2 separate regions of the Mus musculus genome follow, and region 2 is linked to region 1. A link is a loop called in an ENCODE intact Hi-C map of the cell type or tissue named here. Cell type or tissue: left cerebral cortex. All regions are shown on one strand. Each heading gives the region's core, and the rest is flanking DNA. Links, peaks and the distances in the headings are about the cores only. Region 1 has its middle 18 kb from the start of Gm33217. Region 2 has its middle 7.8 kb from the start of Mef2c.

Region 1 (11,849 bases), core at 1,573-9,572:
ATCCTTGCCAGATAAACCATCCCTGTGTTAATGATCTTAGCCATTCTGATAGATGTAAGATGGTATCTCAACACTGTTTTCATTTCCCTGATAGATAAAGATGTTGAACATTTCACTGTTTCTCCGTTATTTGAGTTTCCTTTTTTGAGAATTCTCTGCTTAGATTTGAACCCCATTTCAGTTGGTTATTTTGTTTCGTTGTTGTCTAGCTTCTTGAGTTCTTTATATATTTTGGATATAGTCCTCTATGAAATGTGGTGTTGGTAAAATGATTTTCCTCTTCTGTAGGCTACTGAATTGTGAGAATGACAGTGTTCTTTGACTTATAAAAGTTTTTCAGTTTCACAAGATCCTACTTATTAGTTGTTGATATTAGTGCCTATGTTAACAGTGTTTAGTTCAAAAAGTCAGCTCCTGGGCCAGTGCATTCAAAGCTATACCTGACTCACTCTTCTATCAGGTTCAGTATATCTGGTAAAAACATCAAGTTTCTTGTATTCATATCTTATTTATAAAACACATATCCACCAATTATCATTTAATACTACTCATTTGTGCTTGTTTTATACCCTTCCTAATTTTTCTCAAAATATTTTTTCAAAAGGAAATATTAACTTTCTCGTGTAAATTGGTATTTGTCCTTTTATATAAGAGGATTCTTGAGTATTTCTTTGTAAAGTCAGTGATGTGCTTTACCGTGAATGCTCCTTCTGAAGTCTGTGGAGAATTAAGTGTGATGTCATGCTGATATGAAACAAGAATGGCTACATTCATGGACTCATGGGTTTCTAGGGTTGGTAGTGACTTTGGGGATAATATATTTCAAGTTTTCCCCACTGCAAGAATTCCTATCCTTCATTCCTAATGAGCCCCTGAACACAAACAGGGGCAGAAATCATCTTCCTTCTAGGGCTAATTCTTAGAAGGCATTTCCACTTATTGAGCCAAAATCAGATTCCCTGAACTTCAAACATTGATCCTGACTCCAGCCTCTAGTGTTTCAAAGATTTAATCTAATCCCTCTTCAAATATTGAAAGGCAGCCATGATTCCCTCTAGGTATTTTCTTCAGCCTATAAACCTGGCTAAAGCTGTATCATCCAGCCCACATGTGTCTATTAACCACAAGAACATCATGAGAGATCAGTTCAAAGGCCTCACTCATGTATGAATGCCAACATTTCTTCAACTACCAATTTAATAAAGGAAAATTGGTCATGATCGCTCCTAAGAAACTCTTGTTGGCTCTTAACACTCACTGCCTATTTCTGAGTGCACATAACAATCTGCTTAATAATTCAATAGGAACTGTGCTCGTTTTGTTTCCAAAAAAATCAATCTTTTTGTATCAGTCACAGCTAAACTAGAAGGGGAAAATATTCCACTTTAGTATTTAAAATTTAGGGGGACATGTAACCCAAAGATCTGGTTACACAGAGACAGAACTTACTGAACAAGGTTCTGAGGGCATAGTAGGAACCCGGTAGTGCTGCTGAGGCTGAAGGGGACAAGAAAAGACAGAAGTCAAGGTCACTAAAAGAGTCTGAAATTATGACATGTACAAGAAGAGTCTTGCTTGAGGAACAAACATGGAAGAAACTGCCAAGAAAGCACCTGTGCACTGAGAGACTGACAAGTAACAGGGCTCTACTCTTCTTTTTCATTTTATTTTGCTTATTAAGTTATTTTATGGATTTACATTCCAAATGCTGCCCCACTTCCTGGTCCTCCCTCCCAGAATTCTTCACCCCATCCCTCTCCCCTTTGCCTCTGAGAGGCTGCTCACCTACCCACCTATCTCCACCTCACCCACTTCATCCTGCATCCCCCTTCCCCAGCGCATCAATTTTCTACAGGATTAGACTCATCCTCTCCTACTGAGGCCAGGCCAGGTAGTCTGTGTCTAAGGCCATGGATCAGCCCATGGATGCTCTTTGGTTGGTGGCTTTGACTCTGGGAGCTCTGAGGGGTCCTGGTTAGTTGATGCTGTTGTTCTTCCTATGGGGTTGTCATCCACTTCAACTCTTTCAGTTTTTCCCCTAACACTTCCATTGAGGTCCCCAACCTCAGTCTAATGGTTAGCTGTAAGTATCTGCATCTGTCTCAGTCAGCACTGGTAGAGCCTCTCAGAGGACAGCTATGTCAGGCTTCTGTGTACAAGCACAACATGGAATCAGAAATGGTGTCAGGGTTTGGTGCCTGCCTATGGGATGGATCCCAAATTGGGCTGGTCACTGGATAACCATTTCTTTAGTCTCTGTTCCATTTTTGTCCCTGCATTTCCTTTAGACAAGAACAATTCTGGGTCACAAATATTGAAGATGTGTGAGTGTTTCTGTCCCTCCACTGGGAGCCCTATTTATCTACTGGAGGTTGTCTCTTCAGGTTCCATCTCCCCACTGTTGAGCATTTTAGCTAAGGTCATCCCCAATGAGTCCTGGGAGCTTCTCATACCCTAGGTCTCTGGGACTTTCTAGAGGTTCACTCTGCCCCCACCCTCCACATCCAGAAAAATTTCCATTCAGACTCCTGTACCTTTGGGCTTCTTTCCTGTCTCCCCCCCTATACCTAATCTTGTCCCCCCCTTTCTCCTCCACCTCCCTTCTTATACAAAGGTCCCTCCCTCCCTCTGAATCCCATGATTATTTTGTTTCCCCTTCTAAGTGGGATTGAAGCATCCTCACTTGGGTCCTCCTTCTTGTTAAACTTCACACACTTTGTAAGATGTATCATGGGTATTCTGTACTTTATGGCTAATATTTACTGATTGGTGTGTACATATCCTGCATATTCTTGTAGATCTGGGTTACCTTGCTCAGGATGATATTTTCTAGTTCCATCTATTTGCCTGAACCTTAGTGGCCCCTAGGCATCTTGTTTTTTCACTACCTGACCCCACTGGAAAGCTCCATGGCTCAAAAGCCTGTAAATTAAGCCTGTAGAGGCAAGACAAAACCTGAGATAGCAAGCTATGTGTGCATTAGCACAGTTCTCTACAAGTCAATAAGTCTACAGACACCTTGGGTACTTCAGATACCTCATTAAATAACAACTTACTATAGTTCGTAGCTGAGGTTGCTTCTTCAAATATGAATGAACTAGGAATCACATTATGTTACTTCTGTTACCTCGATTTAACATTACTGCTACACATTCACCCACCTGTCACACATAAGAAATACTGAATTACAATGGTTTCTTTCATTGTCAAGAAAATCAATTAATATTCCCGTGTGTGTGTGTGTGTGTGTGTATTGAGGGGAATATGAAATGACTTACTAAAATGTTCATGTGCACATTTAAAGATGCACATCAAATGGACTCCAATATTAAATTTGGTTTCTAGAAAATTTCTTCTTCCTTTTGTATTTGACTAAAAGAATGCATAGATAGTGTCTGTGGCACAAAGAGTTTTACATTTAGCTTTGTTAAATCATGTCAGCTGGCCGAGTTCTTGGATTTAAATCATCTCAACAAAATGGCAGGCTTTAACAGTAATTTCCAAAACTGGGCAGCAATCAGGCCATTGTGTTGATTCAAGATGCATATCCTGGTTTCCCTGAGTACCCAAAGTACTGTGCCAGACACTGTAGCAATTATCAGATAGAGATTTATGGATCTGGACTGTCCCATGCTAGCAATGGAGGATGACCAGGTTTTTGAGATGTCGTTTATCTATATTAACATATGCTGAGAGTATGAATTATAAGCAAGGCATTTATTTTATATTTTCTTGTTGATTGTATGATTATATACATATATATATGTATATATGTATGTGTGTAAAATGTTAATTTCCTCTGTTTCCTTTTATTCTTTGTAAGTTTAGTTCCCACGAAAATTAATACATTTTTATTGAAATAGAATTGCATCAGTTTCCCCTTGTTTCCTCTATTCAACCCTTCCCAGTTATTTCTCCATGTACTCCCACTTTTGAATTCATAACCTCTTTCTCTTTTACTATTTAGTCTTACATGTAAAAGTGTTTTTGCACATATATAGAGAGATGTAACCTTGTGTTAACATTTGTCTCTGTGTCTCTCTACTGAGCAGTGTGAGTCTTGAGCAAATGACAAAGTGACTGTTTGCTGAGAAAGACCACTGGAACTAAGGGAAAAGCCATCTCTCCCTTTAATTAGTTTTGTAATTGCAACAGATCCATTGATGGGTATTTAAAAGAGACAAGCCTCCTCTTCTCACTCAGGCAAAACTCCTACTGTGCTTCTAAGCGTTCTGCCTGAGTGAAACAAATAAGATTAGGCCCATGATGTCTACTTCACACTACAACATTCTCTCTTTTCCAAAACTTTTTTAGTGTATTATTGGCTAACAGACTGCACAAGGAAGAAAGAAACAATAACGGAATGGCTTGCAAGTGTTGTTTTGAAACCTGTAACTAGTGCTGTCAGCTGCTGGCTCATTCCTTTTCCTACATTTCCATTTCCTGACTCTAGTTTAAGAACATTTCACCGCGTGTAACTATCAATCATCCTTAACCCAGAAGTGCACTGTACATTAGTAACAGTTAATTGACATATTTAAAGCAAATAGCTGCTTAGTTTTGTTGTGAAGGTTTAGCATACAAATCTGTAACAGCACATGCTTTGTTTGTTTCAATTACAAACATCCCTGTCTGCTGCATTGCCACCTCTGACAGTAGATGAATAGGATGCGATTCCGTTGAAGCATCCAGCACACCATGTGACAGCCGCAATAGATGGCAACATGAGAAAAGCACTCTGCTCACCAAAGGATGCCCAAGCATGGAGAAGAAAAAAATGATATGAAGTAGAGAGGCAAAGTGGAGTTTTAAAAGTGTGCTCAAGAAGAAAGGGAACAACCAGGCTTTTGTCCTTTCATTCCTATGTAGCATCAACCTAGTAAAGAAAAAGGAATGATTGCAAATCGTATTGTCTCTAGCACTGAAAAATATGAAGAGGATAATTTCTCTTTCTCAGTAAATTTGTTTGTTAACAAAGGAAGTTGAAATGTTTTGTTGTGTATAAACTTTTTGTACCTGTTAATAGCCTAAAAGGACTTATTTATCAGGCACTGATTTGGTCCCAAGTATTTATTCAACAGTAGGTTCACAGTCAGTATGCAGCAGGATTTCTACAGTACATGGAAATGCAACATTTCTTTCTACTCATCTCAGTGTCCAATGATAAATAGAATGTGCCTTCTTTCTTGAACAACTTATGATGAGTTAAGTACTCAATTAAAGAAGACAAAACGACAAGTCCTTCCTTCCAACTGTGAAATCAAAATATCTGTGATAAATACCTTTAAAGTAAACAACTTCTACTCTATTTTAAATGAGATTTACTGTCTCCTGCATCTAGAAATATGGATTCTTAACTGAGTAAAAGCATTTGCTTTGCCACTGTATCAAAAAACCAGAAGAGATCATCTGGAAGAGTTCTGTGTTGTTGTTGTTTTGTTATTGTTGTTGTTGTTTGTTTGTTTTCTGTTTTGGTGTGTGTGTGGCGGGGTGTATGTGTCTATGAGGCAACAATAGACACAGCTATATGTACTGGACATCATTATATCCTATAAAAATGCTATATGTTCACAAAATGATTGATATAAAATCAAGAAATAATGTAATAAAAACTATAACATTAATATAGTTATCACTAAGAATATTATTAGACCTCCACTAAAAGGTTAATAAAGAAATCAAAATATTATGGAACTAATATGAAGATCTAACCAATACTCATTTCTAATGTTACTAGCAGAGAGAGAATTTAAATTTTAATTATAATTTTATTTAGTAATATCATATCATCCTTATTATCCTCAGGTTCTACAAACCCTAGCCAGGGCAGTACTTCAAAGCTTTGAAAAGTGACCATGTGACCCATGAAGCTAGGAACAACCAGGCTTTTGTCCTTTCATTCCTATGTAGCATCAACCTAGTAAAGAAAAAGGAAAGATTGCAAATCGTATTGTCTCTAGCACTGGAAAATATGGAGAGGATAATTTCTCTTTCTCGGTAAATGTATAGGGAAGAGCTTCCCATCTGTTCTAAATTTCTAATATTGAACTCTTCGGTTGAGGCCCACAGTCTTTCATGGTTCACTGTGAATTTGTAAATAGATGTTTTTCCATTGCTAGTGCAAAGCTAAAAAGCCAGAATTATTTTTCTGGCCGGGTGTTTTTGAAGCCTCCTTGCCGCTGAAGTTTCTGTGTGTGATTCCATCACCCAGGCCGATGTTGGGTATGGGCAATATGTGCCTTCTTGTCATGCATCCCACTCAATCTGTGACTTCATCCTATTCCTTCGTCACTACAATTTTGCCAAGAGCTATTCTTTCCTTTTCATAAGAGCCACTAAAGCTCCTGATCATGGTTAACATGTAAGTGGATGAAGGCTATAGACCCTCTTCCTGGGTGAGGCCATTGTCTCTATTTTAGTCTTTCTTCGATGAAATGATGAAGTTGTAGACTCTCTGTCTCAACTATTTATTTGCGTGAGTGGGCTTCATTTCACACAATCTGCCCTGGGTTGGTATTTTGTAAACTAAAACACAATGAAGTGCTGGGTAAAGGAGCGCATGCTTGGCTACCACAGCTGTTGGTAAAAAATTCCAAATTCTGTTGCTCAGTTTTTGCATTGTCTCATCTCCAATGTCTGCTAATTTTCTGATCACCATCAGTCTCCAGACCACACTTCTAGGAACACCAATGAGCTACTTACTGTCTAATCAGAGTTATTTTCTAGGTTTATTATTTAAATTGTTCGTATAGAGACAGTATTAATTGTTATGCCCTCAATGACTGACTTTTAGAAAAGACCTCTTTTCTCTACTACTAAATATATTTTTCTTTAAAGCACTTCAAAAATGACATAGATATTTGATAAAATTGATAGCAAAGTATTGGAACTGTGATCAAAGCATATGACAGTAGGGTATTTAACAACACTATTGCTTCTGAAATCCCATAGAAAAATAGAAATCTCATACAATGCCCCCACATACACACCACAAATACATAATACAAGCACACACATATGTATACGCAACTCATCCAGAAGATTTCAAAAAATACTTAAAATGTTCTGCAAAAGGGATATAGCTGTACCCATGATTGTGGTACACTATAATGTAGATAATTTGCCTATATTAAGAGCAATAATTAGTATCAAAAAGTAATGTAAGTATAGAGTTCAGGCACTCTTCGTCTTTGGCAATACTTGTTCAAACCATCGAAATATTTTGTACTATATCAAAAAATACCCAGATTTAAGTACCTAACATTTTTACTGTATTTACTATCAGTATGTTGCCAAGACACAAAGAGAAATATTAGCAGGATTCCATATCTCAGTTTGTCTTTTGTTTTACAGTCGAAATATAGATAGCATTGCCCTAATCCACGGGTCCAAAGACCGATAATAAGCCCTCCCTTCTGGGTCCCATTGCTTCAGCCAGATTACTTTTCATACTGTTTCTTCATATACTTTGCAACACGATCGCATCACATTTTTCTTCAAAACTCTGGCAGATTGTTTGGGCTAGAGATAGATGGAGACAAGAGGCACCATCTGGTGCAAGATCTTTATTCCTTGTTAGCACTACAGGAGTTCTGGTATTTTACATGGATCAAGCAATAGCAAAGATTTTTTTTTTCCTAATGCATGGATGGAAAAGGTATAAGATGGTCAAATGGCCCTTGGCACTGTTTGATAGTATCATGAGATTTGCCGGGTTGGAGTTGGGGTATATTGAAGGGGGTCCTTTTTCCCCTCTTCTCCTTCAGCTCAGACAACCAGTGGCATATGGTTTCATGATTCACAAAGATGATCCTGGACTATAGATTTGACGATCTCAACATAACTTCCAGGCTTGCCAGGACTGTTGCAGCAGAGCGAGCAAATAACTCATGATATTTCCTCTGTGGTGAGTAAGCTCCAAGTCTCAGGCTTCAGTCTGAGCTGGTACTGAGAGAAAGGAACTATGCCCTTAATAGCCAATGTCAAGGCTGTTTCTTTTGCAGATGAGAGTATATGTTTCTGTACTCCTGGCTCATGACTTTCAAAGGCCACCCAAAGGTTTAAATGACGCCCATCTCGGCTTTGTTGATTCACATTTAATGTGATCTTTGGCTGTTTTTCATATCTTTCTACTCTTTGTACATTTAAACTCTTTCTACAATGTAGCTATTTTTCTAACAATTTGTTGTTTCTACATTAAAATATTAAATGTAATAAGAAAATCGCCACCTTTCATAATTAAAGTCAGCATTTTCTAATGGAATTAACTGAGAAGTGGGGAGTAGGAGATTTTTCTTTTGATGTTAAGAAGCTAGCTCAGCTACTTTGTCAGGAAAAGTGAAAGAATGAATTTGAATAGAGTTTTGGTGTTCTCTAGCCCAACTACTTCCATTCTTTCTACTGCAGCATTCTTCCATTCTGCTTTAATATTACATATGTTCAACCATACCACTTCCCCTCAAAAATTCATGTGAACACATGCAAACACACCACACACATATGTGCCTACATACATGCAAATATGCATATACATACACATGCATACCATATGCACACATGAAAATTTGAAAAGCCAAAGTTGTTTTATGGTTTTAAAAGTAGTGATCTATATAGGATCGATCCCATCAGAGCTAACAGCAGAAATAAAACACGCCCTTAATTTGCAGTGGGAAACACACACACACACACACAAGCCTGGTCTGTAATATCTTAGTTAACATATAAATGGAGCATTTTCATGAGTAACAGGGACAATGGAGTATTTTAGAAATAATTAGAGAAAATAAATTAGGAAAAATGCCAATACACAGAAAAACAAATAATTAACTATAAGAAAATTTATACCATCTGAATTGTGATTTTTACATAGAATGTATTGCATAAATTTCTTATGCTATGGTATCCATTTCCATTTAGACAAATACTTGTTCGTTGAGTCTGCCAACCCAGTGAATGGACTCTTCCTCTGGAATTAAATGAGTACTGGGCTGAGATTATTGCATGCCCGGGTGTCAGAAACTTTGTGACACCCAGAGATACTTCATTCTTAAATCTCACATTTGTTCATTTTTCCCCATTTAGCTCTTAACAACAACAACAACAACAAAACACACACACACATGCACACCAGAATTATCTAGTAAAAATTGGGACCATGAGAAGTTGAGGTTTGACTTTAATAACAGTGATAATGGTAGTGATGATAAAGAAAAGATGATAATGTATATTTTTAGAAAACGAAAACATTTAATTCAAATTTTTTAAAGAAATAGTATGCTTTAATAGCTTCTCATTTTAGTCTTTCCAAAAGGAAGAAATAGCTAAGCTTAATTTATGAAATCTCTCAACTGACAGAAAATGAAGGTTCTTAAAATCTACTACAATTTTTTGCCCAAGGTATTCACTATAAAGTCTTCTGAGTGTAATGTAGTCTGGTTTGAAACATACTGACTTGAACCACAGTCCTTCTAAGTCAGTCTGCTGTAGTGCCCTTGCTATTATACAGTGCAAAGAAATGCATTATCTTCCTAAACATCTGATTTAGAATGAACACCTATGCACTCATATGTGTTCTGCAATGTCCTAGAAGTGGCGAAAATCACCCAGAAGCTGGACTGGAGCATAGTCTAGAGCTGAGATACAAATTTGAAAGAGGGAATCAAATTTAATGTGTCCAAATGATCTTGGAAAGTAAGCATCATTTGCCGAATTGTTTTACAATTTCTTTAACTGTTTGCTAATATTAACACTTAAAATGGAAAATGCACAGTAACATAAGAGAAAATCTCATTATTTTAAACATGCACAGCTTCCCTTTGGTTAGAGCTGAATTTTCTTCCTCCTCCTCCACCTTGTGCTATTATTTGGGGTTCATAAATGCCATGAGGTCTCTGCACTTTATTAATTGCACCTTAATGGGTGCTAAGCATGGGGATGTGTGCAAACATACAGATTCCTAGCCTTTGACTGTTCTTTGCCTCTGGCCTCTGTCAGGGAGGCTTGCTAACTGCATCTCAGGGGAGCAATCACAGAGCTTGACTCAGCCTGTGACTCTGACTGTTGGGACTTCCTGAAGTCACAACCACTTTGGCGTCCAGAACTGGGGCATGACGTGTCTACTCTTCATAAAATGCAGAGGTTGTAAGGGGAGTGCAAGGTGTGAGAGTTGATTAGGGATGCACTTTAAATCGTATCAAGGGAGCCTGTTAGCAATGCAAACTATGAGATAATATAAACATAACATTCACTGCCTGCCAGTTTATCACCTATGTGAGTACTGCAACAAGCAAAATAGAGTATGAAAAAAAAACAAAAACCAAAAAAAAAAAAAAAAAAAAAAAAAAAAGCAAAGGTGGTCAGCAACAAATGCAGGAGTTCCTCAAAGATAATTTTTCATAAAAGCTCAGTTTCACAGACAAAATGCAAAATGACTGATGTACAGAGCTGTGCTGGCAGAAGATGAGGTTATCCATTTGCATGGCTGGAGTGTGCTTACTCTTTACTCGTTCTAGTGGATATAAACACCTCTTTCATAGACACACCTCCTTATTATAAATTATAGATTGGCAGAATTTACATCAAAATGATACAATTATTTTGGCTTTTCTGAATCTTCTATGACTACAATAGAGTGATTTACTTTTTCACAGGTTCAAAAATTAAAGCAATTCTAACTCTAAATCTTTAAGAAAAATCCTAGATTTTGCAGGAGCATATCATGGCTAGCAGAGGACTCTTTTTTTGTTTGATATTCTCATGCAGCTCTTCTCCTGTCAACCTAGGCTTTCACAGAGAGGAGGAGGGAAAACTCTAAAAGCCTTGGCCTAATTAACATGAATGAACTAGATTTTATGATGAACAATTTATAGGCAGTTAATAGAGCTCATATACAGTAGCCAGGAGCTAGATAATTTATCATAAAAGGAATCTCACATACATGCTAATCCCTGTTCTCTTAATACTGCAGCCAACTCTATTCACAGTTGCCAGATTTCCAAGTTCTGATTTACTGACTAATGGTGCTGTGTATCTTACAGTCAAAACAAAACTTATAAGCACAATAAATACTTGTATCTGTGTCCATTTGCTTCAAAATACTTGCCAAACAACTTGCTCTGCTAAATTGTTGTCTCTAGGCAAACATAATTTTCAAAGATTTCCTAAGACTCTTCATCCTACCACAATGAAAATAAAAACAATAGCAAGTTGTTTATTAACCGCCCTAAGTCTTTGTTACCCCTAAAGAGCGCAGCCGCTGCTGTAATCAGCTATAAATGGGCAGGGTAAACACATCTCTAAATTGTGTGTGAGTTATAGCAGCAAATCTCCTAAAGAAAACTCCTAAAGGAAAAAAAAATCAGCTGTAAGTAGTTGGGGTCCTATTGCTATTTATGTTTTAACATTGAAAGAGACTAGAGCCCACACTGGGTAGTGTTCAGGCTGCTCATCTGTAGCCATAACTGCAGCTATAGCTCATTCTTCCATTCATCTCCAGCACGAATTTGTGAGACCTTCAAATTCCAATGTACCTTGTCCAGGAAGGTGCACTTTACCACTTGCATCCTTCCACACTTGCCTCTAATGATGATATTGGTCTCTCTATTGTGAATTCCCATAAACCGGATTGTAACTGTATGACAGACACATTTGTACCCTATTGACTGTGAACTACAAGATGGAAAAGACCTCTGCGATTCAGCAGAGTCCAGCTTGTTTATACATCAATGGATGACATTCTAAAACAAGATTATCCTAGAAGTACATATTACATTAGACTCTTTAATATATTTTCTTCTGTAAATCAATGGTAAGCTACAATTATTTTAAAGCATAGAAAATTAATTCACAAG
Region 2 (11,849 bases), core at 2,544-10,543, 140 kb after region 1:
ATGTTCCTTTTGTTTTTAATCATTGTCTAATATATTGAATGCTACACTGCTTAATGTAATTCATTCACCTTTATATTTGAATTGGCAAATGATAAATATCCCTCAAAATGAGCAAAGTCTTGATCTTATTCAAGTCTTATACTAATTTAAGACACTAAATAATGTAGTTTTAAGTAGACAAAATGGCTTCAACTAACTCTTCAGGAAAGTTATTTTAGCAAAAGAAGACAGACAGTGAACACTCTAAGAATGCTTACTGCTGATCTGGAGAGGCAGTGGGCTTAATTTTCTTCTGGGTGAATTGTTTTATATCCATAGGCTACATAGACTAGACTCTCAAAGCTATGTAAGGCTGAGTTAGGAACATATGGATGGTAAATATAAATCTTTCACAGACAATATATGAAACAAACCATTTTTGTTCATTATGAATCATCATTATAGTGATGAATAGGAAAAATATCACATAAGTTATATAACAATATTTTCAGTATAAGACCTTTGTTGAGGAATTTAATCTGTTGTGGTTTTAAAAGACTTGAAAAAATTATTAGAACTATCCCATAGTTCTAAAATGAAAATAATTCTACACAGAAAAGGTACTTGGTCATTAATATGAAAGGACCCTTGTACTGACAACTGAGAAGAAATTTATAACTGAAAATGAAGGATGAAATAAAAAGAATAGAAGGGATGAAGTGGAGGAGAAAAGGAAAAAGAAGAGAAAGTAGAAGAGGGAAGCCATACGTTGACTGACTATTGATTGCTAAAGGGGTCAAGAGAAAAAAAATGTTGCAAAAATTTCTCATGAAATTTTTGACACAAGACAAGCCCTCTTCTTTCCAGTCCCCTCAGAATGATGATGATTACTACAAAACTCACTGGCCTGGTAAAAATCTCTCCAGTCACTCATATTATGTGACCACACAAAGTTGGAGAGTATTTTGTTTTCATTTTCATTTTATTCCATTTTTATCTTATTTTGACAAAAAGTTATCTATTTGTGATTTTTATAGAGAAGATAGAGATAAGGCATAACAAATTTTGCCCTTTGACCTTTCAACGCTCCTAAATAGTATGCCCTCTGTTCAAGAAAAAGTGCTTATTATAGAGGGTTCTTTAATTCCCTTCAAGAAATTACTGAGTAACTAATAATTTTACATCTAATGACTTTTAATAAAAAGGAATATACATGCAGTAAGCTAAATGAGAACATCGAAGCTATAACACAAAGGACACACATTTTTTATTTAGTTGGTGTGTCACTCATGTATATATATATATATATATATATATATATATATATATGGAGAGAGAGAAGCAAACAGGATGGGAATTTAAAGAATCTGAAGGGCAAGTGCATGGGTTTTCAAGGAGCTGGCAGAGAGCTCATCTTCCAACCTAACATTTTCAGAAGCAATAATTTTTTTCCTCAAGTCCTTCCTGTGCATTTGCCCTTACTTCCTTGTGTACTATTAAGTGGTTGTCAATGGAATGGACTTGAGGCCATAAAAGCCCCTTTAGAAACACAGCAGGAAATGTATGGACTGGTTTTTCTCTTAAAAGTTTAAAAATATTCACTTAAAGAGGTAATTTGTTGATAGTGTATTGTGGATAAGTCAGTGGAAGCAGCAGATTCTGATAAAATATAATCCATGGGAATTCTGGGGCTTACCCGGCTGCTGAGGATGAAAGGACCTTGTAAGTCACATCAGTAGAAGGCAAAAAGAAGTAGAGACACTCACAATGGAGCTGTTATTGATTTTAAAAGTGCTACTGGGTGAGATGAGCGGTCCAAGGTGAAAGAAGGGCAAGTTGAACGTGAATGAAGGGAAGGGCATAAGTGGGCAAGCCTTGGTGATGTTACACGACTGCCAGACAAGTCTCAGTGACATCACATGGCTATTGGGACACAGGGGAGATCTCTGACTTCATAGGAGCCAAAAATCTCAGAGTTGTAGAAAATGACTCATCCTGTGCACTTATGTGCAGACTCCTAAGTCCAAATGCAATGTTATTCACTCATTAAGCAACTTAACAAGGTTTCTGAGATAACCAAAATACACAATCATCGATCCTTACTCTAGGTAAGCATTATCCTCACTTATGTGAATCTGATAAAACCTAGTATGAATATAAAAGAAAATTATATTCTCCAGAGCACTGACAAGGCTAATATTACCACCCATAAAATATGAATTATCTTAGTGTAATATGTGCTGATTTAATCAACATACTAGCATAAATATATTTTATTTTAAATATCAAATGAAATCATGAAATGACATAGTTAAAGTACAAAACCTGAGAGAAAAGAGTACATGTTTTAAATATCATTAAGTACCTGGTAGTAATATGTTTCTAAGGGGCATGAGAGACAGTTGAAGATGAAATAAAAATGTGGAATACTTTATTGGACATTTTCTATAGGCCAGGCAAAAATAAAATTTCATATCCTTCTTTCAGCAAACTGTTAGGGCTAGGTCCATCTTCTCTGGTAAATCTGGGTTCTAATCTCCTGTCAGGTTTACCTTTCTCTGCCTTTGGCTCTCTCCTATCCTATCTCCTATATACCTCTCCTATCCTATCTCCTATATACCTATCGATTAGTAGCACTGACTTCCAGACTTGGCCAATGCTGCACATCAAACCTCTGTCTTCAAAGGCTATACATTCCTTCCAGAAAGAAGCTTGAAATTGTTCTTTTCTATCTGTAGTTCAATGTCTGCTTATTGTCCAAATGTCAAACATTTGATGCTTTATGATCAAATCCTCGTTTTCACCTTATTTAAAACATGTGCTTTAGATTTACTTTTAACAACAACAACAACAAAAGTCAACAATAACAACACTGATTCTTTAGCACAGAGATGCTTCTAAAGAATACAAAGCAAATTTCTAAGGAGACCTCTAAGGGACTCAAGCAAAAATACCTGTGAGTGACTAGTGCCTGGGAGTAGCCACTGTGAAGCAGATAACCTGTGAATAGATGTATTTTTCAGAAGTTATTCCAGTTGTGTGATTATATCAATCCCTGCTGAATTTGATTTTCCAAAAGTATCATAGTTAAGAACAGAGTTTTGGAAGTGAATAAGCCTGGTTTCATGTCCTTTGACATTTATGGACTATCTGAGCAGACAAAGTAAGGCATTAGTTTACATTTTTGTTCTTAAAATCTATCAGATAGAGATAATAATAAAAGCATTTAAAAAGGCTGTAGTCTGGATAAAAGTAATAACATTTATAGAGTAATTGGTGCAATCTAAAATGTAGCAAGTGGTCATAAAAATGAGAAGTATTTTATATACATACTAAAAATATTGAATTTTTCAGTATATATCTCAAGTATTACACCTAGATTATAAATATAATTGCTTTGAAAGACTCAAATATAAATAGAGCAAAGGCGAGTCAAATCTATTGGTTTGGGTCTTTGGCTCAAAGACGAAACCAGCAAGAAGACTGTTGTTAGCCACTGATTTACATTTATTTTCTTTCTGTTGTTGACATTTTAGCCTTTATTATCACCGTATTCCAAAAATATTTAGGAAACTTTCATCCAAAACGATCAAAAATGTCCTTCTTTCTAGGAAGTGAGAATATTAGGATAATTATGTATATACCTATGTACAATCTACATAGAACTAACACCTATTGGAAGCAGATATTTTGCATATTTCTTTCTATCTTAACAAAAAATTTAAGTTTCTTAAATTACTCTGCTTAACTTAAATTTTTAGGTTATAAATAAGATATTTTAAAAGAATATATACTCTCATTTATAAATATAATAATCATTCAAAATTACATTAAAAGGTAGAGGGAACACAGTTTGTCATGCTAGCCCCTTCTTTCTAGACTCCTTTTCTCTTAATAAAAATGTTACCATGAACACTTCATAAAAAATTCTTTAATGTACTGATTCGGGTTTTTCTGTAATATATACTTATACCAATAGACAAATGAGTGTCCCACTCCAGACATTACTAACAGTCCAGAGAGGCCATGTTTTTCATATTGTATAGTGTAATGCAGAAGTGATATCTAGCACACATGCAGCAGAACAGAGTACTGCCCTTAGATCCTTCTTGAACAGAATGCTACATTAGGCATTCCATGAGTTCCCCCTTCCCAGGAGGCCTGTGCCCAGTCTAGTTGCCATAGATGGCCATCAGACATTTGCAATGACATCAGGAGACTATCTGAGCAGCCACTGCCCTAAAGAATCTGCTAGCAGGAGACTGGGGATATCAGTGTCTTCTTGGCCGACAACTGCATTCCAAAGGTCAACTGGGGTGAAAAGGATGGGCTTGGAGCATCTGGTGCGTTTTCAGCCACAAGGCAGCTAACAAGCAGAGAGCAGCCGCCACGAGGGCTAAAAGTAGCCTGGAGACCACACACCTGTGAAAAAGTCAACCTGACCCAGGAAAACAGGATTTTAAGTCTAGAGAGATTTCCAATTCTTCAAAGGTAAAATTTCAGACCTGTCCCCATCCTGAATCAATCCTCAAGTCTCTGATGACCCACTTACTTTTCTATGACAACCACTGCAGGAGTGAGTAGGGACTTGGAAGTGTGGAAGTGAGAATTGTTCTCACAGAATTACTGCAGTTTGTTTTCTCAGCCCTGTTCCTTGTCAAGCAGCTCATTCATTCCTCATAGCAAAGCATGGATGATATCACACTAGAGTCCACATGTGGAGTATACCTGAGGAAACCAAGTCACCGAGCAAGAAGCTTGGGGTGTGAGTGATCAGTTAGCCTGTGTTCCCTCAGTTGATGTTTGGCTATATTCACTTCAGAGTCCCATCAGCCTTTTCACTTGTAGGCTATGGAGAAGCTGAACAGCTATGGAGAAGCTGAGACTTTCATTGTCTGCAGAGCACTGAGGCATTTTCATATAGCATCTTAGATTTCAGGTAGTATGCCAAGAATCCTTTCAAACATGAGCAAACGGTAAATTGACATGAGACATAGATATTAGCTCAAATATGGATCAGTCCAATGTTCAAAAGAATGATCATTTTAGCATTATTTTCCATCAGTGAATATGTTGATGTGAACAGAGATCATCTTCATTAAGGGTTAATTACCATAAATGTACCATAAATGGGCAGAATTAATATGAACATTCACATGAGCTAACAATGAAAATTGTAAAGAACAGATACAGCAAAATGAATCCCCTAGCAACCTATTGAAGTCCCAAAGTTTATGCTCAGTCTAAAATCTGATAGCACTGGTTGTTTATTACCCATCTTATGTAGTATTAGTTGTAATTTCATTATTTACATTGTTAACATTTCAGACCAAATCCCTCCTTTGTGAAGTCAGTGAATGAGATAATTTTACCAAATGTGAGGAGGATTATAGTTGGCTAGCAAGTCTCACCTCAGATAACACCTTTTTCTTTTACTTTTATATTGCTTACCATTTATTTTAAAAGCATAATGCTAGTTCTGCATAAGTTTTAAGTACAAGTAAACACAGTATTATATCTCAATTGTTCTCTTTGCAAAAGCATTATGTGGCTGTCTGACACTATCAATCGTGCAGGTTAGGTTTGGGAGACAGTGTTAGTCCTCATGCAGCTTATCCTTTATGAAATGCATTTTTCTCTAGGGTGAATGCTTAGAGGCATTCTCTCTTAAAAAAAAACAAAAACAAAAACAAAAAAAAAAACTACCTAAAAGCTATCAAGGCACCTTCTAGTACAGTCAGTTTCCCTGGCCAAGCCAGCCAAGATGTCCTGGTCAACAGAAAAGATACTGAACCCATCAGAAGACTTAAGCTTCGTTCCAATTTTAGAGATGTGGATCACTTAGGCCTTCTGAGTTTGACCCACCTTCCTTATTTAAAAGCAACAAAAAGGTACATGGACTGGGTATTTCCCAGTATCTTTCTCAGCAGGCAAGACACTAAAATTCAGACTTTAAAACTTTTCACGTTGCTGCCAATGTGATGTAATATACTTCCTTAGAAATGCAGACTATCCTAGAAATCTGCCTGTTATCAACATAACATAATGCAGTTTTAAGCGAATATTTTCCCTTAAAACTATGGCAGAATGACTCCATGTAATAAAAGGCATATTTTTATGCCTACCTCAGAGGTCCCACTACCCACACAGGCCTATTTAGCAGTTAAAATATGGACAATGTGATTGAAGGAATAATTTTTTTTTTTAGTTTTGATTAACTTGGAAGGCCAAGTGTTAGTCTAGCATCTATCCTATTTGTAGGGAACACACATCTTTCTTTGGGTTAGAGGTGTAGAGCCCTGTGGTCTAAACCATTGATGTATCCTCTCTACTACACTTGCTCTCTTTGGTTCAGCACCCTAGACAAGCAAAGAACCTCACAAGATTCTGCATCTCCTGATGGTTATTTTTGCACAATATCCCAACACTGTTTCCAAGTGGTAACAAAAGAAAGTTGTGCAAGAGGAAAGAAAGTCTTCTCATTCGGGTTTGCTGTGAATTTTCCTTAGCATCCTAGTTCTCTTTCTACTTTGTGATCTTTAATATACCATGACCTGCATATACTCACAGAGGTAGCTTACCTTCTGGAGTTAGTGGTTGGCTTTAAGGTTTTAAAAATATTTCTGAGAACCTAGGGGCTTAATTAGAGTTTAAAGCTAATTTGGGGCCATGATTCTTTTCCTATTAGTCTATAAGATTTGTTACAAATCCAGGATGCTATAGGACAGGGAGTTTGGACCTGCCCAAAGACCCTCTTTTTCTTCCTGATTGCAAAGTGCTTATGATGCACCAGGTAGCCAGAAACGCAGACCTCACAGACCTCATGCCAGCACTTTGTGAGCTGTGTGGGTGATGGGTTCCTTTTCCAGACCCCGCCCCTCCCCCCCCCCCCCATGTTTATGGAGATTTCTCAAAGCTCATCTCCAGTTCCTGGGAAGAAATGTTCTTGGGATCCTAAAAAACAGACCCTCCTAGAAACTCCACCAGCGCCACCACCGCGCGTTTCCAAAGCACACCCACTGCCTTTGAGCCCTCCTCCATTCTCTGGAGCCCATCACGCTCCATCTTTATCAGCACACCACCAGTCTCTTTCTCCCAAACCAAGACTCTCCAGCCGAAAGCATGCCGGCACACCCTTTCCTGTCCCGCTGTTGAAGACATCATGCCCAACCCTTGTGAACCCAGGCCCGCTCTGGCAGTTCTGGCCTCCTCCGCCCGTCCCGGGGCTCACTCACGTGGCACACGCAGCGCCCCCCCTTCTACCCTCAACACACACACACACACACACACACACACACACACACACACACACACACACACTAGCAGCCTGGGAGCTCTAGAAACTAGCCGGGGAAAGAGTCCCCACCCCCTCAGCTCCGTCTGCCGGAGAAAAGTGGGTGGGAGGAAGTTGCGACCCACGGAGAAGAGCAGATAGGAGGGGAGAGCCATGTCGGAGGGGAGGACCAGCAGTAATTGGGTGACGTTGCAGCCGTTGTGCCTCTCCAGTCCGCCCAGCCAGCGGGTCAGCTTTCAACACAAATCAGACAGAGGGATTGCTTCTGCCTGCAATCAATAACTCAGTCGAGTGAGCTGCTGAAACCAGAGGCGTCCCTTGTCTGCTCTTTATGGGGCCCTGCGGACTGAATCCCAGCCCCTCTGCTTCACAAACAAAGAAGTGGGTACCAAATGCCAGAGGAAAATTTTAACCCCAAACTTCCATCGCATCCCCTGGTTACGATCTGTTAAAATGAAAAGAGCACGGACCTAGTAAGGTCTCTAGAAGAAAGGGTTAAAGGGAGAAATCTACGCCTTAAATTTCAGGTCTCCTGTGATATGAAATGGAGTAGAACCAGTGTTTCAATAAGCATTTAACAATGGGAAGAGAAGATGTAAAGTCCCATTAAATTTAGCTGTCCCCATAGATGCTTTCGAGTCAGCCGCACACTTATAAGCAAATTACCAATCAAGTCTTATTTGCACTTACTGATAGAAGGGAAGAAGAAGAAAAAATGTATCATACTTTGTAGAGGAGAATTTGGAAGGGGGGTGTTAGATAATTTATTACAGACTTTATTTCGTGAAGAGTAAGGTTAAGAGGTCCTAGGAGATATATCGTGATCCCAACTTAATAATATACATTAAAGCCAAGCAAGAACTGAGAGAAAAGGATGTGTCAGAAAACTTGGGTCTGAGTACCAGACCAAGTTGAGATTAAGGCATGGTGGGCCTGAGCTTGAAGGATATAAGTCCTTCAGTTCCCATAACCCTAAAACAAATACTACCCTGATTCTTCATTTCTCTGACACTGACACAATATAATCAAAAATAAATTATAAGGATGGCAACCCAGATGAGGAGGTTTTCTAAATGACTCCTCATTATGAAAAGTCCTGCTCAGACAATTGGGAAAACTGATATTGGTCCCTGTTCTGCTGAGCCATGGTTGGTCCTTGAGGGGTAGGGTGGGGGTACTAGTCCTACGTTAAAGCCAAGGAAATATTCATGTGTGTACAAAAGCCATGGAAACCTAGTCTGAGACAGAGATTAGAACACAGGAGCGCTTTTCTATGCTCTACACAACTAAAGACTGCTTGGAAAGAAAAGGTTCTGTTACTAAGAGATTCCATATACATTGATGAAGCCACAGCATTAATCCCAAAGTTTGCAAGACAGGGCTTCTTTGTATAGCCCTGGCTGTCCTGGAACTCACTCTGTAGAACAGACTGGCTTTGAACTCAGAAATCGACCTGCCTCTGCCTCCCAAGTGCTGGGATTAAAGGCATGTGCCAGGACTGCCTGACAATCCCAAAGCATTCTAAGTGGGTCTTTAAGCAATGCGTAAAATGAGCCTGTTGCTGAAAAAGTTTAGACATTATTACAAATCATTACTTAGATATTATTCCAAATATCTCCCTGTTTGACAAATTTTACTAGTGTGATTAATGATGAATTTTACTTTACTTTTTTCTTGTAATTTTTATTCGGATATAAAAAAATTAAAGGTAGAAATGTAAAGATAAGGCTAGGCTCCCTATGTAGGAAATGAACCCTACAATGAAATCTTTCCTTGATATAACAAATCCTTTGTATAGTACAGATTCTTTAGCAATTCAGTCTGCGTGCTGTGTGGTCAGCTTGGAATAACACTGTACCTCATGAATCTGTGAAATATAAAAAAGTGTGCACTATTACTTTTAAAGTTATAGGCACTATTACAATTGATCATTATTTGGGTTTTAAAATAATAAGTGTTGCCACTTTAGAAGTTTTAAATCACATCTACCGGAATCTAATGTCAGCTTTAAAGAAGATAACTACTTTTTTTTAATATACTTGCACACTTTTAAGGTGCCAACAAAAGCATTGAAAACTGTGAAGTAACCTCTGGAGAGATGAAGTGAAGCGTGGAAGGCCAATGGCTGTGGCAGTGAAGAAGTGCAGAGGGTGAGTGTTCACATTTATCGTCTGCCACAAACTTACCACGAAAGGAAAGCCACCAGTTTCTTTGTCTTGAAGTATTTATTTAAAATGTTGGCATGTGTGACAGTGATACAGTTAAATGGCCATGCTCTTCTTTATGATATGTGCAGTGCTGTGGCATGGTGGTTGCTCAGAGCTCCTAAAACCTTCCAAGGGCCACCTTTGCAAGTGCCTACTACAATTAAGCTGATTCCTAGGTGGCCATGTACATCATCATAGGACAAACTACAAAGAGGTTAAAATATCTTTTACATTGTGGAATTTGAATCTTACCATGTTTCTCGGATTTTTATTTTTCTAAATTTTCATGTTCAATTATATTTATGATGAAAGTATTCTGGCTGAAGAACAAATACTATACACTTGAATAATCTTGAGGGGTAGATTAATCTATATCCTTTCTTCATCTCAGGGTAGGTTGCTGTGGCAACCGCCCCAGCTCACTTTAAAATAATTTTTTAAAGCTCACTTCAAGAGCTACACCCAGCGTGGGCCAGGCTTAAAAGCAGGCAGACCCAGTGCATAGGGCTTTCGTAGACTGCTGCTTTAATGTAGGGAGGCAGAAGAAAGGGAGCTGAAGTAAGATGGCTCAAAACAGAAATTGGAATGTTAGCTTTGAGCTGAAACAATCGATCACCATGCTCTCTGTAACTTCAGGTGTCTAAATGCATTGTGAAATAAATCCTTGGATGAGATAACTAATGTTTATTTATATTTAAAATTAAGCACTTATAATAATTAATGAAAGGAATATTTGTGATTACACACATTCAGAGAGAGAAGGGGAGAGGGGGGAGAAGGAGAGAGAGGAAGTGAGTTAGTGATTGAGAGAGAGAGAGAGAGGGAGGGAGGGAGAGGGAGGTAAGGAGAAAGGTGGTTTAATGGCAGGTCAATTCTAGCCATCACTTCATCTTCTTTATTAAAGGAAAGTTTCCTTTTATTAAATCCTTAGCTTCACTCCCCACTGATATAAAAGATATAATAATTATGATTATTTTCAAGCATAGAACAAAATTGGAGAGCTCATGCAAACCAGGAAACCGAGGCCTAGAAAGGATTTATCTATTAGGAAGACACTTTTAGTGTTTTCAATGTAAACTATCAAACCATAAGTAAAAAAGTTAGTAGTGCTCTGCCACAGAGTCACATCTACAACCACAAATCCCAAACTGGATAGAGCATTCTAAGTCTCTCAACATCTAGAACAAAATACTTCCTACACAAGAAAAATGAATACCATTAGGTAGCAAGGATCACCAGTTTAGGTAAATAAAAGTAAAGAGATAATGTGTGTCTGGCATTACTTAAAGACAAATATAAAACACACTCTGGATTAACAATCTCATGGATTACTACTAAATTATTTACTTATTTATTTACTTATATATATATTTATTTATTTTCCACTTCAGCTACAAGGTTTGTGAGGAAAACTAACACTAATCTTAACTTTGCTCACACATCATTAAGAAGCTAAATATACAAAGGGGGAACTCTTATCTTTTCAAAGGCCAGCTGTAATACATTCCAGACCCAAAGTTTCAAATCATCCTCACCTGGACTGGACATACTTTTAAATGTTTACAATATTGTTGATAAATACGGGTTTGTTACAATACTTATTACTAAACAATTCTTTGACACCTGGTGGGGAAAAATAAAAGTTTCCTTTTGAAGGAAAATAAATCAAAACTGAAGTGTGCTGTGGTAAGTAGAAACTTTGTCTATAATTAAGGAGAAGAGCATTATTGAATTCATGTATTGGCTATATCAATTCTGTCATGTAACATAGGCCATTATAGTTCATTATACTAATTTAAAGCACTATGAGAATAAGTTCTCTTGGTCCTTCTTATAGTTTGCTCTGTGAGGATCTTTGTAAACCTTAAAAATAATCTAAATTTTTATTTATATCACCATATCTAGGTATGCCTTAGCATGCAGCATGTCTAAGCTCAGAGCTTGTACCTCTAAACATGCCGTTCTGTTTATATAAACTCATGGTAGTCACACTTGCTATGTGAAAGAGGAGCAAATACAATATAGCATAGATACCATTTTCAAAAGCAGAACAAACAAAAAACCCACCATGTCACAAAGCTTGTGCTCTGTGACAGCTTGTCATGCTTTCCTGTAATAAAATCGCAGTACTAATTAATAGTCTCAGTGGTAAGGAGCCAGAGGTTTGAAGATTGTTCCCATGTAGTTTAACTTGCCTGTAAAAACAACTTTCTGCTTTCAAATGAAGCCTTCCTTCGGAGGGTGCTTAAATGTTGAGTCCACTGCTCTGATAGAAGCTACTAACTTCAAACAGCACAATGAGGCAGGAGGCTTTTTTGAAGCACAATGCCCCTCTGCATTAAAATAGTACTCTGCAGGCCTACTGGAGA

What was found. A loop is a pair of places that touch in the nucleus more often than their neighbours do. Peaks named below come from ENCODE experiments on the same cell type or tissue, not always from the same donor. Only the 100,000 strongest peaks of a DNase experiment are listed, where the experiment ranks them.
Region 2: it touches region 1 in a loop (2.5-fold over the local background); 2 of 42 quality-filtered maps call a loop at or near these places.

What each region holds. Positions count from the first base shown.
Region 1 is chr13:83,368,761-83,380,609 of GRCm38, forward strand. No RefSeq gene overlaps it. Among named protein-coding and RNA genes, the nearest start is that of Gm33217, 18 kb to the left of the region's middle. In left cerebral cortex, for the core only: no CTCF peak of the experiment used is centred there; DNase peaks (open chromatin) are centred at 4,737, 7,555 and 7,816; H3K27ac peaks cover 848 bases.
Region 2 is chr13:83,511,058-83,522,906 of GRCm38, forward strand. It overlaps a transcript of Mef2c not described here. Among named protein-coding and RNA genes, the nearest start is that of Mef2c, 7.8 kb to the right of the region's middle. In left cerebral cortex, for the core only: no CTCF peak of the experiment used is centred there; DNase peaks (open chromatin) are centred at 7,083, 7,383 and 9,936; H3K4me3 peaks cover 1,169 bases; H3K27ac peaks cover 4,278 bases.